2 separate regions of the Homo sapiens genome follow, and region 2 is linked to region 1. Evidence: chromatin contacts called from ENCODE Hi-C data. All regions are on one chromosome and are shown on one strand. The core of a region is the stretch at or near the end of the contact, and the rest is flanking DNA. Distances in the headings are between cores, read along the strand shown.

The links. A loop is a pair of places that touch in the nucleus more often than their neighbours do. Pooled maps may share reads with other maps.
Region 2: a loop to region 1 is called in a pooled map, with 13 times the contacts of the local background. The contact joins the promoter of MTX3 here to the promoter of XRCC4 in region 1. A Hi-C loop is called at or near these places in 5 of 50 pooled maps.

What each region holds. Positions count from the first base shown.
Region 1 is chr5:83,074,920-83,081,340 of GRCh38, reverse strand. It overlaps XRCC4 (X-ray repair cross complementing 4), which reads right to left and starts at 3,794. Exons shown (of 8, transcript NM_003401.5): 1 at 3,726-3,794. It overlaps TMEM167A (transmembrane protein 167A), which reads left to right and starts at 3,947. Exons shown (of 4, transcript NM_174909.5): 1 at 3,947-4,020. The coding sequence starts at 4,018. RefSeq lists enhancers at 2,900-3,865, 3,940-4,209, 3,866-4,831 and a silencer at 3,790-3,879.
Region 2 is chr5:79,988,930-79,995,350 of GRCh38, reverse strand. MTX3 (metaxin 3) reads left to right here and starts at 4,089. Exons shown (of 9, transcript NM_001363818.2): 1 at 4,089-4,193; 2 at 4,688-4,757; 3 at 5,115-5,191; 4 at 6,107-6,199. The coding sequence starts at 4,113. It also overlaps a transcript of THBS4 not described here. RefSeq lists an enhancer at 4,422-4,591.

The DNA.
Region 1 (6,421 bases), core at 2,545-5,044:
TAAGAGGAAAAAAGCAGAACAATTGTCTTTCAATATATGTGAATAACAGTGAATGAAAAAAGGTAGGTAATGTAAAAGGTAATGTAAATCAACCCTATCATTAACACTAGCAACAAAGTAAAAAGAGAAAATGGGGAGAAAGTGGTCTGGTGATACAAATGCAATACCAACTTAATACTAAAACCTTTTATAGCAGTCCTCTCCTTATCCAAGGGTGTATATCCCAAGGCCCCGTGAGGAGGCTGAATCCAACTGCCTTCAATCTGAGCATGCTTCTGTTCACATTTTCTAACCACAAATTTAATTCCTTTTTTATCTTAACTAAGCTTTTATAATGCACTATGGCTATAAGTTTGGCAGTTTGAGGTGTGACAGTAAAACTAGCATAAATTTCTTTTTGCTTATTCACAATTTTACAGATAGATTTGTTCTTACCATAGTTCTTAACAACATCAACATAGGATTTCTTTTCTTCCTTATTAAGTGGAGAACTTTCCTTTTTTTGCTTAAAAGAGGCACTTTACAGCTACTCTTTGGCATAACCAAATTGCCAGCGTCGTTACTCTTGTGCTTTGAAGCAATAATTAAGTAAAATAAGTATTCCTAGAACACACGCACTGTGATACCACCTCCATCAATCTGATAACCAAGCAACTAAAAGGCAGGAAGCTTATACAGCAGGGATACGCTAAACAAGGAGATGATTCATGGCCCCGGGCTGAATGGGATAGGATGGAATAAGATTTCATCACAACTCAGAAAGGCATGCTATTTAAAATGTATGCATTATTTCTGGAATTTTTTTTTTTTTTTTTGAGATGGAGTCTCGCTCTGTTGCCCACGCAGGAGTACAGTGGCACAATCTCGGCTCACTGCAGCCTCCACCTCCCGGGTTCAATTGATTCTCCTGCCTCAGCCTCCTGACTAGCTGGGACTACAGGCACATGCCACCACGCCTGGCTAATTTTTGTATATTAGTAGAGATGGGGTTTCACCATGTTGGCCAGGCTGGTCTCAAACTCCTGACCTCAAGTGATCTGCCCGCCTTGGTCTCCCAAAGTGCTGGAATTACAGGCATGAGCCACCGCACCCGGCTGGAATTTTCTACTTAATATTTTCAGACTGTGGTTGATCATGGGTAACTGAAACTGCAGAAATCAAAACCTCAGATAAGGAGGGACTACTGTATTTAGTGCCTAATATATGCAATTCAACCATTCCTCCATTATAATTCCTCCTCTCCAGGGACTTTTAATTTAGCAAAGACAAAGCCATGCACAGTAATAGCCAACACTTTCTGAGTGCTTACTGTATGCCAAACATTTGCCTAGATGATTTACTTGTAATAACTCATGTAATCCTCATAACACTGAGGACACCTGTGCACTGGCGCCACAGAAAACTACAAATATCCACTATTTTTACATACGATTTTAATATACCCATGAAACCAAAGTTGGAAATATTCTTCCAGATGCAGGTGAGATAATACTTTTTGAACAGGCCAGACGTGGTGCGGTGGCCTACACCTGTAATCCCAGCACTTTGGGAGGCCGAGGCGGGAGGATCACTTGAGCCCAGGAGTTTGAGACCAGCCTAGGCAACATAGTGAGCCCTGTCTCTACAAAAAATAAAATAAAATTAGCCAAGTATGGTGGCATGCAACCATGGTCCCGGTTACTGGGGATACTGAGGGAGGAGGATAGATCGCTTCTGCCCTGGAGGTTGAGGCTGCAGTGAGTCATGATTGTGCCACTGCACTCCACCCTGGGCAACAGAGCAAGATCCTGTCTCAAAAATAAAAATAAATAATAATTTTTGAACAAAGGAATAACACAGACAGATTTTATTTCTAGTAAGGAAAGGATCCAAGATGGTTTTAAATGAGGATTCACTGCAAAGCTGCCAGAAAGATTTTAGAAATTGTGATATAATCTGAAAACCAAAAAGTAGGGGGTTTATGTAAGACAATGGAGCTAAACTACCACCTCCCAAAAAAAACTCACCACGTCAGATTAACTTTGATGTTTTACATAAATGCAATAAACATTATACATATTTGTTCAGCCTCATTTATTGGCATATGTGTTTCTCTATAGATAACTTAAAAACTGGCAATGCCGTTCTTTACTGTTTTGAAGCTCAGGTACATAAGAAGTCATAGCCTAAAATTAATTAAAATATATAGATATAGCAAATCAATTGTGATCTCTAACAAGTTAAGCTTTCTGATGCTTTTCACAGGTAGCCTGAAGCAGAGCTTCATACAGAAGTATTACCTTTATATGTAACAAAGATCAAGACAATCTTCACATGAAACCAAGGGCAGTTATGTCTACAGACACATTTACTGCCCTAAAAGCCAAGCTCGATAAATTGCACAACATAATTTCCATAACTAAACCAGGTTTGTTTAATTTGAATGGCAAGACCTAAAAGGTATAATATAAAGGAATTACAAGACAGAACATTAAAAGACTTTTTTTATCCTTAGGTGGAGAGTACTGTATCTTTTAAATACCTTTCTTATTCCCCTCTCCCCCAACCTTATTAAATTCCTTAAAGGAACAGACCATCTTTGTTCCTATGCTGCAATCTGAAGATCCATGAATAAAGCAGGCACCCAGTAAATACTTGCTAATTTGTGTATTTGACCAACTCTTGACAATTCAATATAACAGACTCAAATATCAAGTTAGTTATAGTTTAAAACAAAACCTTTGTGTGCCCTAGTGAACAATGTAAACACAAATAGCAGAATCCCAAATCTTCTAATCATTGTGTTGCCCTAAATACAAAAGGGTCTCATAGGCCGAATACAGTTCATAAACCAAAATCTCACGTGAGTTACCTTCTCTCTTTCTCTCTATCCACCTTCTAAGTCCATAAAAAATTGAAAACATTCTGAAAAGAACTCTCTCCTGCCTGAGAAAAAATACACCACACATTTAGAACCAAAAGCTTGCCATAAGGGGGCAAAGAGTGAAAAACTCTCATTTCTAATACTTTATTAGAATTCCAAGAACTACGCAAATTCAAACATGTCAAAGCGCCTGTTTCTCCATCGATAAAATGCAGAAAGAAAAACGTGTGTGTGTAGTAGAACCTCACCTAATGGGATAATTAAAATCAGAAAAAGCTAAATACTACTACTGATTAAAAGTTGCCTTGTCATTTGTCTTGCCAGTTGATCTCTTTAAAGTACCTAATCAATCGCTGCAGTCCGCAAACGGCAGTTCCTTCCCATTGGTTACCACAGAAAGTTCTTTCCTGACCTCAAATTGCCTAGTACGTTTCAGCCTCGATGCCTGGTTGGAACCCACAGTTTACCAATATCTGGGGATTGAAAGGACAGGCCAGTGCTGGGGAAATGCTCAAACAGCCTACTCAACACTACCCTCTGGATTCAACCGTCCTCCCAATCCCACAACCAACACAGAGCATTTCAAAAGTGCTTCGCATTCCCAAGAATCCCTCAGATGCAAACGGAGAAACTGAAAAGGGGGTGAACAGGTCGCACCCTGAGGATAATGCCGAGAACCCTAGCATCCCCAAAAGCCCACAAGAGGAAGTCGCGGGAGCTCACAAATTGAGGGGGATTCTCGCATTGTGGAGTTCTAGGGGTAAGTAGCAGGGAACTTTTTTAAAAAGAAAGCAAAAAGATAAAAAGAACAGAACCTCAGATTTTTGTTATTTAAAGAGGCAGCCCCACTTCCGGATCCTACCTCTCCGTGACTCTACTTCCGGTATCTTCCAAAACGCCCGCTTTCACAGATCAAGGTTTTGCAACCAATGAGAGTATCAGCTACTTCCGCCGGCCTGCGGGACGTGATCTAAATCCCGCCTTTTCCGGTGGAGAGGAGCCTATCCTAGTGTCTTAACCGCCCGTCTTGGTAGGCGGTGCCGTGACAAGCCCAACCGGACGGCTGGAGAGGGCGAGAAGGGCAGACGGGACATGCAGCCTCTTCCGCCTGAGCCCCGGAAGGGTGATGTGGCTGCGGCATCGCCGGCCTCGCTATGGTAAGAAGTGGGGCTCCCAGGTCGCGGTTGATCTTCGAGAAGGGGTTGTGGATCTAGACTAGGGCTGGAGTTTGTGCGGCAGCCCGGGGTGTGTGGGCCCGGAGCTGAGAGGCCTTGGAGCCATGTGGTCCCTCCACGGCCAACCAGAGAGAATCAGGACGGACTGTCCGAGGAAGACTGCTGGGTCGGCAGCCCGCCCCTCATGCAAAGTCCGCTTTCCTACTTTGTTTAGGAAAAAAAAATGCGTTGGTGTGTTTTAACACGTTGGCTACGTAGATTATGTGTGGTCATTGACCCTTTGAAGCATTAGCGCTTCTCGAGTTTCCGCTTGTTTTGTTGCAACTCCTTATCTCGCCCTAGGGGCTTTACTCTGGTGTTATTGTTTGATTTTTGGGGGGAGTTTCTTTTGGCACCAAACTCCATACCTTCATTTTCATCTGTTTAGTCAGTAGCCTCTCAAGACCCTTCCACCTTCTTCTCTTAACTTTGAAAATGCTGCTTTACAAGCTATAGGTTTTAATAGTTAAGAGTTCTCTGCAAAGGTGGATTGCCCTTCTAGGAGCTTAATGTACTTATTGGAGTGGTGTCTAGCCTCAGGCCTTCCTCCTCTTTTACCTCCAGGTCCATGTGCCAAATGTTATGTATATTTCTGGACAAAGGATGCATGCCTGCAAATAGACCCAAAAACAACTATGACTCCAAAAAGCTTGAGTCTCCATGGTGAAAAATTATGAGCCTATGTTCACAGAAGTTGCTGCAGAATCCCATATAGCAATAATTCATTTTCTTCTCTGGACGAATTTACCACCTGGTGGGAAGATGGCAGTTGAGACTAGGAAGACTGCCACTCTTAATTCTTATACATCTTTCTAGAAACTGAAGTTGAATTCTTCTACTCGTAGTGCAAGTCAAAGATAACTCTTTTTATTATCTCACTGTCAGACTAGCTAAAAATAAGATGCATATACTGTGCTTAAGATCAACAGTATATAAACTATCTTGTCATGCTTGTTTTTCCAAAAGTAGCAAATGCTTTCATTTATTATCACGTCCTATGTACCAGGCTCTTTTCAAAAAATCAGTTTATAAGCATGGAAATATCAAGTTCACAGCAACTTCTGAATAGATGTTTACAAGTGAAAGAAGTGAAACATGAAGAGACTGACTTGCCTCGGATCACACCTAGTAGATTGTAAAGCCAGTACTCAAACTTATTTTAATGTCCAGGTCCCCGAAATCTTCATGCTGTTATCGATAGAAACACAACATAACTAAGGATGAAATAAGACTTAGTGATTTGTTTCTTATAAATATAAGTACATAAATTAGACATAGGTGGAAAACGGAAACAACTGGCAGGTGGTTTTTTATTCCTGTGAGCTTGGGATGTCAAAAGTACATTGTTTGCAGAGCTACGAAGTGAGGTTTCAAGAAGGCTAACTTAGCAGCTTAAGAAATGGATTAGTGTCTCAGTATCTTTGAGTTCGCATCTAAACTTAGTTTATTTGTGAGGTAACCCAATGGTAATGACTTAATAAACCTGAATTACTGTATTTTAATGATTTTTTTTTTTTTTGAGATGGAGTCTCCCTCTGTTGCCCAGGCTGGAGTGCAGTGGCATAATCTCAGCTCACTGCAACCTCTGCTTCCTGGGTTCAAGCAATTCTCCTGCCTCAGCCTCCCGAGTAGCTGGGACTACAGGCGTGCACAACCACGCCTGGCTAATTTTTGTATTTTTAGTAGAGACGAGGTTTCACCATGTTGGCCAAGATGGTCTCGATCTCTTGACCTCGTGATCCTCCCACCTCAGCCTCCCAAAGTGCTGGGATTACAGGCGTGAGCCACCGTCCCCAGCCAAGAATCTTTTTAAAAAGCATTTCAAGGATAAAATGTTTATCAGCAGTAATAATTTACAACTGTCAGCATGAACAGTAATTGTAGCACTTGTGAATTAATACTTTTAAAGAATTTCAGAATGCCTTGTTCCCCCCAACACCTAACATCCTTCAACATTTCTCTCATGTCTCATCTCTTTCCAAAAAGCCTCCCTTAACCCCTTCTATTTTCTTCTACTCTCTTTAGGTATCTATAGGGATATTCCTAGTTCATATGTATACTTCCAGTATCCCTCTAGCATAACCCTTTTCACAGAAAACAGCAATAAGGTGTTGCCTGCATTTCTCCCTCTCTAGGCAGAATTCTTAAAGACTAGGTATTTTAATCTCTACAGTCACAGTGCCAGCTGGAGTTATTACTCCATTAAGAGTCTGGGCCTGTAATCTCAGCACTTTGGGAGGCCAAGGTGGGTAGATCAACTGAGGTCGGGAGTTGGAGACCAGCCTGACCAGTGTGGAGAAACCCCATCTCTACTAAAAATAAAAAATTAGCCGGGCGTGGTGGC
Region 2 (6,421 bases), core at 2,840-5,339, 3.1 Mb after region 1:
CTTCCTCCAATAATATTCAGCAGCATTTTCCACCACACTTTTACTTTATTTAATATAGTTTATGGGTTTATAAAATGCTTCTTCTTATAATGTCCATGTAACAATAGCTGTCTACCTCCCATCCTTGACTATGTAAATCCACTAATATTGTATTTGGACTTTTACTTGTCTTTACTTTCTCAAAACTATAAATTCCCATGCCTTCCAATTCTGGTTCTCAAGTTAGTCAACCAATACTCTCCCTGAGCAGTCTCCAGCTTATAACCAAACCCAGCATTCGTTTACTCATCTTCAGATTCCTTGCCATAGTCAGTCCTGTTTCTATGCCTTCACTTATATAGCACAGCCCATATGCAATGCCTTACTCTGTGCCAATCTAAATGCAACGTACCCACCCTTCGAGATCAGCTATCATCTTCTTTCATTAGGCCTTTGCCAAGCATTGCAGTACATTCAAGCCTTTGTCTAAAACCATACTAGACTTGTCTTCTTGACAAAATGGTACTTCCTAATAGTCTCTAGTTAGTTCAAATATGTGGGCCTTGTTTCATCAACTGTGCCTCTAAAAGCTTGAACATAAGTTTTTGCACAATCACGGCTCACTGCAATCTTCTCCTCCTGGGCTCAAGCCATCCTCCCGCCTCAGCCTCCCAAGTAGCTGAGACTATAGGCACACACCATCATGCCCAGCTATAATTTTTGTGTTTCTGTTGAGACAAGGTTTCATCATGTTGTCCAAGCTTGTCTTGAACTCCTGGGTTCAAGTGATCCTCCCTCCCAAAGTGCTAGGATTACAGGCGAACATAAATTTTTATTCCCTGACAGGCTTGCAGTGTGCTAGGCATACAGAAGCTGCTTAATGAATTCGTTTAATGGTGTAATACTAAACAAATATTATTTACATAAATAATAACAATAATATCATGGCATTGATATCTCCACTTTGGGTGAAACTGGGCTTTTTAATGGACTACACAGGAGGCTACATGAGGCAGTATGACACAGTGGTTAAGAGTATAAACTCTGAAGCCAAAACTGCCTGGGTTCAAATCTTGGTTCTACCACCTACTGGCTATATGGGTACTGATATTTTCTTCTATTTTCAAGGAGGGACACAAAGATGTTAGTTAACCTTAGGAAGGTACCTGTGTCATGAAATCATTATGGAGATAAAGCAAGTTATGTTAGATACTTGAAACAACTTCTGGCATGTAGAAATTGCTCCATAAATGTCAGAAATTATTAAATGTTCATTACACATAAAATGATAGCATCTCAGAGATAAAAGAACTTTTGCTTTATAAATGAATGAGCAGAGGTATCAATGTAAAATGATTGGCCCAAGCGCATATGGCTAATCAGAGGCCAAGTCAAGAACTCAGCTCTCCTTTTTTCTATTCAGTGTTTGTTCTTTCCCCTCCTTAAGGATTTTATATCTGAACACAAATTACAGAATCTTCAAGTTCAAAGGGATATTTAAGACTTTACAATTTAATTTTCCCATAAGGGACCATATACTGTACCATCATTTGTCACAAACCTTTCATCTTTCCCAACAGCACCATTTCCCAGATTCTTAATCACCCAGACAAAAAGAGCCTAACAAACCTTGCACTGTGGCTCCCAAGTTAAGAAACACATGAAGGATGGGTATGGATGCCAAGGTCAGGTTGCCTGAGTTCAGATGACTATCACCAGATGAAACCATTCTTAATGATCATCTTTTGAAAAATAAGATTTCTTTTTTGGGGAAAACACTGTCTGGGATACTCATTATAAAGCTGTGATTCAGGCCATCCCACACAAACATGGATGTTTTGCAGACAGTATTCTTCCCGGTAGGAATCTGAAGTTATGATTTAGATGAACTCTGAACAATACTCTAAAACAGCCAGGAAAAGGCACAGGAGCCAACTAACCATACCAGGCATAATTTCTGAAGGCTTCAATTTTCTGTGTGGTTCTCTGGAACAGTATTCAGCCTGTTTGTGCAATCAGCTATGTTAGAGTTTTTTAAATTCAATCTAACAGATACAGACTCTCAAGAGGAACTGCAGCAATAAAAGATTGCTATTATCTATGCACTAATAAACCTGTGTGTAAGGATTCTTTCATCAGATGCAATGACATGCTATTCTGTCTCAATTCAACACTAAGGGAAGAGATTTAATTTCTCTTTAATGCAAATGAAATCACTGTATGTAGTAGCAGCAGTACGGAAGAAGGCCAAACTGAGTAACTGTGTTATGTGTCCACTAAGAATGTTCATTCACTCCTCTCAGTCCTGCTACAAACAAGGCTCAGGAAATCCACATTCTTTCTGTATGATTGTTTTAAATGCCTGAATGTAGTATATGGACCCTCAGCTTTATGGCTTAGGATTTTCTTTCCCCCTGCCTTGCCTTTGTCAGTCTATGGTTTGACATTTCTAACCCTCAAAACAGGGAGGTTCCATTACAATCTGAAAGTTGAATTACTTTACTTTCTTTATACTGAAGACTCAACAGATAGTCTCCACTGATCACACAGAGGATGCACTGTCCCTCCTTTGTGTTTCTGTAGTATTTTGCTTATATTTCTAACCCTACTCGTGATTATCTGACTTGTTACACCTTGGTGTGTGTATATCTCCTTTGTGCACTGTAAACTCCCGAGGACAGAATTCATGTTTTATATATTTCTGTATTGTTCCAGAACCTTATGATGTCTAAGACATAGGAGCTGCTCAATAAATGTTTCGACAGTTTTAATGGTACATATGTTATGCATTTTCCAATTATACAGTTATTATTAATGAATTCTCATTTCTGACATATCTCTTTTTCATTTCTTAGAACTCTTGGTTTTGAAACATGTAAAAAAGACTTTAGCAGGCTGGCACTGTAATTTGAATGATTATGTAAACAGTAAGGGAGTGCCTAGCAAATATTTGTTGAATAGTAATTTTACGAAAAGTTGCAGAGGTTTCTTTTGAGTTTTAGTTAAGAAGATCCGACCATCTCAGTGGAATAGAGGAAAGAACTCAGAGGCATGACTGCGAGGGTGTCCCAGAAAGACTACTGTGCCTTCTAGAAAAAAGACCCAGCACCCAAGTTCTAACTCTGAGACCCAGTCATATGTTTGGATCATAGCATTTCCAAGACCAAAATTTCCTCTTTAATAGTTTTTCTGAGAAACTGTCAGGTTTAACGTCAAGAAACATTTAGTCTGTGCTCATTAGGCCCACAGACATGACGAGCTACATGATTTGAGGGGCCCAGTCCAAAATAAAAATGCAGAGCCCCTTGTTCAAAACTTAAGAATTTCAAGACAGTGACGGAAGAGCATCAGCCAAATGAGGAGCCTTTTTAAGCACAGAGCCTTGTGTGGCTGCACAGGTCCCAAACCTATGAAGCTAGCCCTCTTCTGTGAAAGGCAAAAGGTCTGTAGCTAGGGAGAGAAGCTACAATTCAAATATGCACAAGGGGCTACAAGAACCCAGAGCTCCTAACTTTGTAAAAACATCACAGGGAAGGTGAGTTAAGCTCATTTTTGAGGGAGCAGCTGCATAGGGAAGAAAGATATTCCAGATTGAAGGACCAGCACTGAAGGTGGGCACAATTTACCTGACGTTCAGAAATACTGTAACTTTTAAGCAGGGTTGTGCCAGTGAACATGAGGGTGAGAACAGGTTGAGGCTGGAAAGGCAGGCAGAGGCCACATACATGGGAGAAGGGGTTGAACAATTACTGAGTGCCTCCTGTGTGCCAAGTTCTTTCTCTCCGACATTGTAAATACCACAATCTTGTAAATACTGGGTCATCCCTGTTTTACAAACAGGTTAATTTAGGCATCACACAGATTTAATGTTCAAAGGGTTTGGAACACTCTAGGGATCTAATAAATATTAATATTTGAAGAATTACTGGTGGGTCTGACTTAAGGCACACAACTCTTACCCTTTAGGCCAAGCTGCTCCTAAGAGTTCTTCTTAATCCCTCCAGTCGTTGTTTCTCTCATCTCTCAAGAGCCCCCAAATTACCCTTCCCTCCCTTAGCCACGCCCCCGCGTTTCACGTGCCGGAAATTAGGAGGAAAAGTACTTCCGGGATAGTAAAGGTCGGCCCGCGCAAGATGGCGGCCCCCTTGGAACTCAGTTGCTGGGGAGGCGGCTGGGGACTCCCATCGGTTCACAGCGAGTCCCTGGTGGTGATGGTGAGGCCGCCTCGCGGGCCAGGGCGCAGGAGGAAGGGGCGGGGCTGGAGGCGCCAGGCTGACTTGCCCCAGTTTCCCGCTGCGCTGCGGGGTCCAGGAGGGCCGAGCCGCTGCACGCTGCATTGCCCTGGGCTCCCTCCCACCGACGAGTCCCAACCTGGCCGATACCCCCGCCGAAGGCCGGCGGCGACATCAAGGCTTCTCCGCTTGGCTCCGAGTTTTGTCCGCCTCACAAAGCTGTCTGGGCGGTGGAGTGAAACCCCGAAGCAAGGGGCGCGCCCTCCCTACTCTGCATCCCCAGGACCTTTTGGGGAGCAAAGTCCTCGAAAGCCGGGTGGCTGGCGCCCGCGTCCCTACTTGAGATCACGGGGAGGGATGCGGCCTCAGTATCAGTCGCCTTCTGCCTTTGGGGGATGGGGCTGTGAAGTAAAGCTGCTCTGCAGCTTTGCATTACGCACTTGGTCTAAAATGTTTGATTGCAAACTCTGTTTCAGGCTTATGCCAAATTTTCTGGTGCACCCTTGAAAGTCAATGTGATAGATAACACCTGGAGAGGTTCAAGAGGTATAGTGTAAACCTTTACACTCCCCTTTCTGCACTCTTTTTTTTCTTCTTCCATTTAAAGCTGTGAGGTATATAGCTATAATATTGAGGATTTAGTTTCTTACCGTGACCTTGGCTCTGTGTTGTTTATGGTTTGATCATTCTGAGTAATACCTCAAAGTGCAAGCGAAATCACTGGAAATTATGAGAAACGAAAATGTTCTTTAGAACCGCTCTTTGTGAAACAGCAAAAAAACCAAGACAAGCTTACTCATTTTTTCCCCTCTAAATGTGCAACTGCTATAGTTTTTAGGATATTGGAATCTCTCAGAGGAAATCACACTGTGTCCTTGTATGTAAACTGTTTTTTGATTATAGGCGATGTACCAATTTTGACAACTGAAGACGACATGGTTTCTCAGCCAGCAAAAATACTAAACTTTTTAAGAAAACAGGTGGGTGGTTCACTTTGAAGAAGTAGATTGGTAGATTGTTGATCCCTGCATGTTGGGCTTTATTTTATTTATTTATTTTTTTTTGCCAACTCATTAGACAATTGGAGATACCTGGGACAAGATGTAAAAATAGATTTGAGAATCACTGCTCTAAAGCATGAGTTCTGTGATTTGAAAGTCATATGAAGAGGTAGTCAGTTTATATTTTAATAAACTTTGCTTGAATTTTATTGAAATTTGTATGTAAGTAGATTTAATTAGCCATTTTCACTATTAAACTTATTGATAGGATTGTGTATTTTGTCACATAGTTGGTACACATTTTGTGCTGGGCATGACACCTGAGCTCTCACCAACTAGCAACTATATTATTTTTAAAAAGCTCTTAATAGCAGTTTTATGGAATAATGTATCTAAATGTTTTAACAGTAGAGAATTATGTATCCAAAATGTTTAAACATGTAAAGATTTATATGAATGGATAAGTTATTTGTTTTGCCAATACTGTACTTAAAAAAATTGTGTCAATAACATTTTGAACTTTTATAAATTGGAAGGTTTTTTCTTTTGTCTTGGGGAGAAACACAGCCAATTGGAACTGTTTCCTTCTTGTTAAAAATAATAGTTGCTTTGTTTGTACTACATGCCATGCACTGAACTAGGTCATTAACAAGCATGAAAATAATAGTAGTTAATATTGTAACATTTATTGACCATATTGTGTATGTGATGCTGTGCTAAGAACTTTATGTGCATTAAGCAATAGGTTTCACTGGATTTGTATTTCTCTTTCTCCCATTTTAATACCACGTTTGCTATTTGTAAGGAAAAATATGAATCCTGATTTGATTAGTTTTACTGTCTTTGGGCTGCTCTTTGACTTCTGAGTTTCTTTGGTTTATTTTTTTTTAATAGAAATATAATGCTGATTATGAACTCTCAGCAAAACAAGGGGCAGATACATTGGCTTATATTGCTCTCCTCGAAGAGAAGCTTCTCCCTGCAGTGGTGAGTGTTCTTAAATATTACAGTATTTTAGTAGCCTAGTTGCAAATGTACATAGTCTGTTTAGAAAAAAACCAATGAGAAAAGTCTTAAGAGAAAATTTTACTTATATGTTAATCTTAATTCCTTCATATTACTGTGAAACTGGATTCTGTTAGGCATTCAACTAGTATGTGAAACAACAAAGTAAAATAAAATGTCATGTTGGAAATTCTTTGTGGGAGA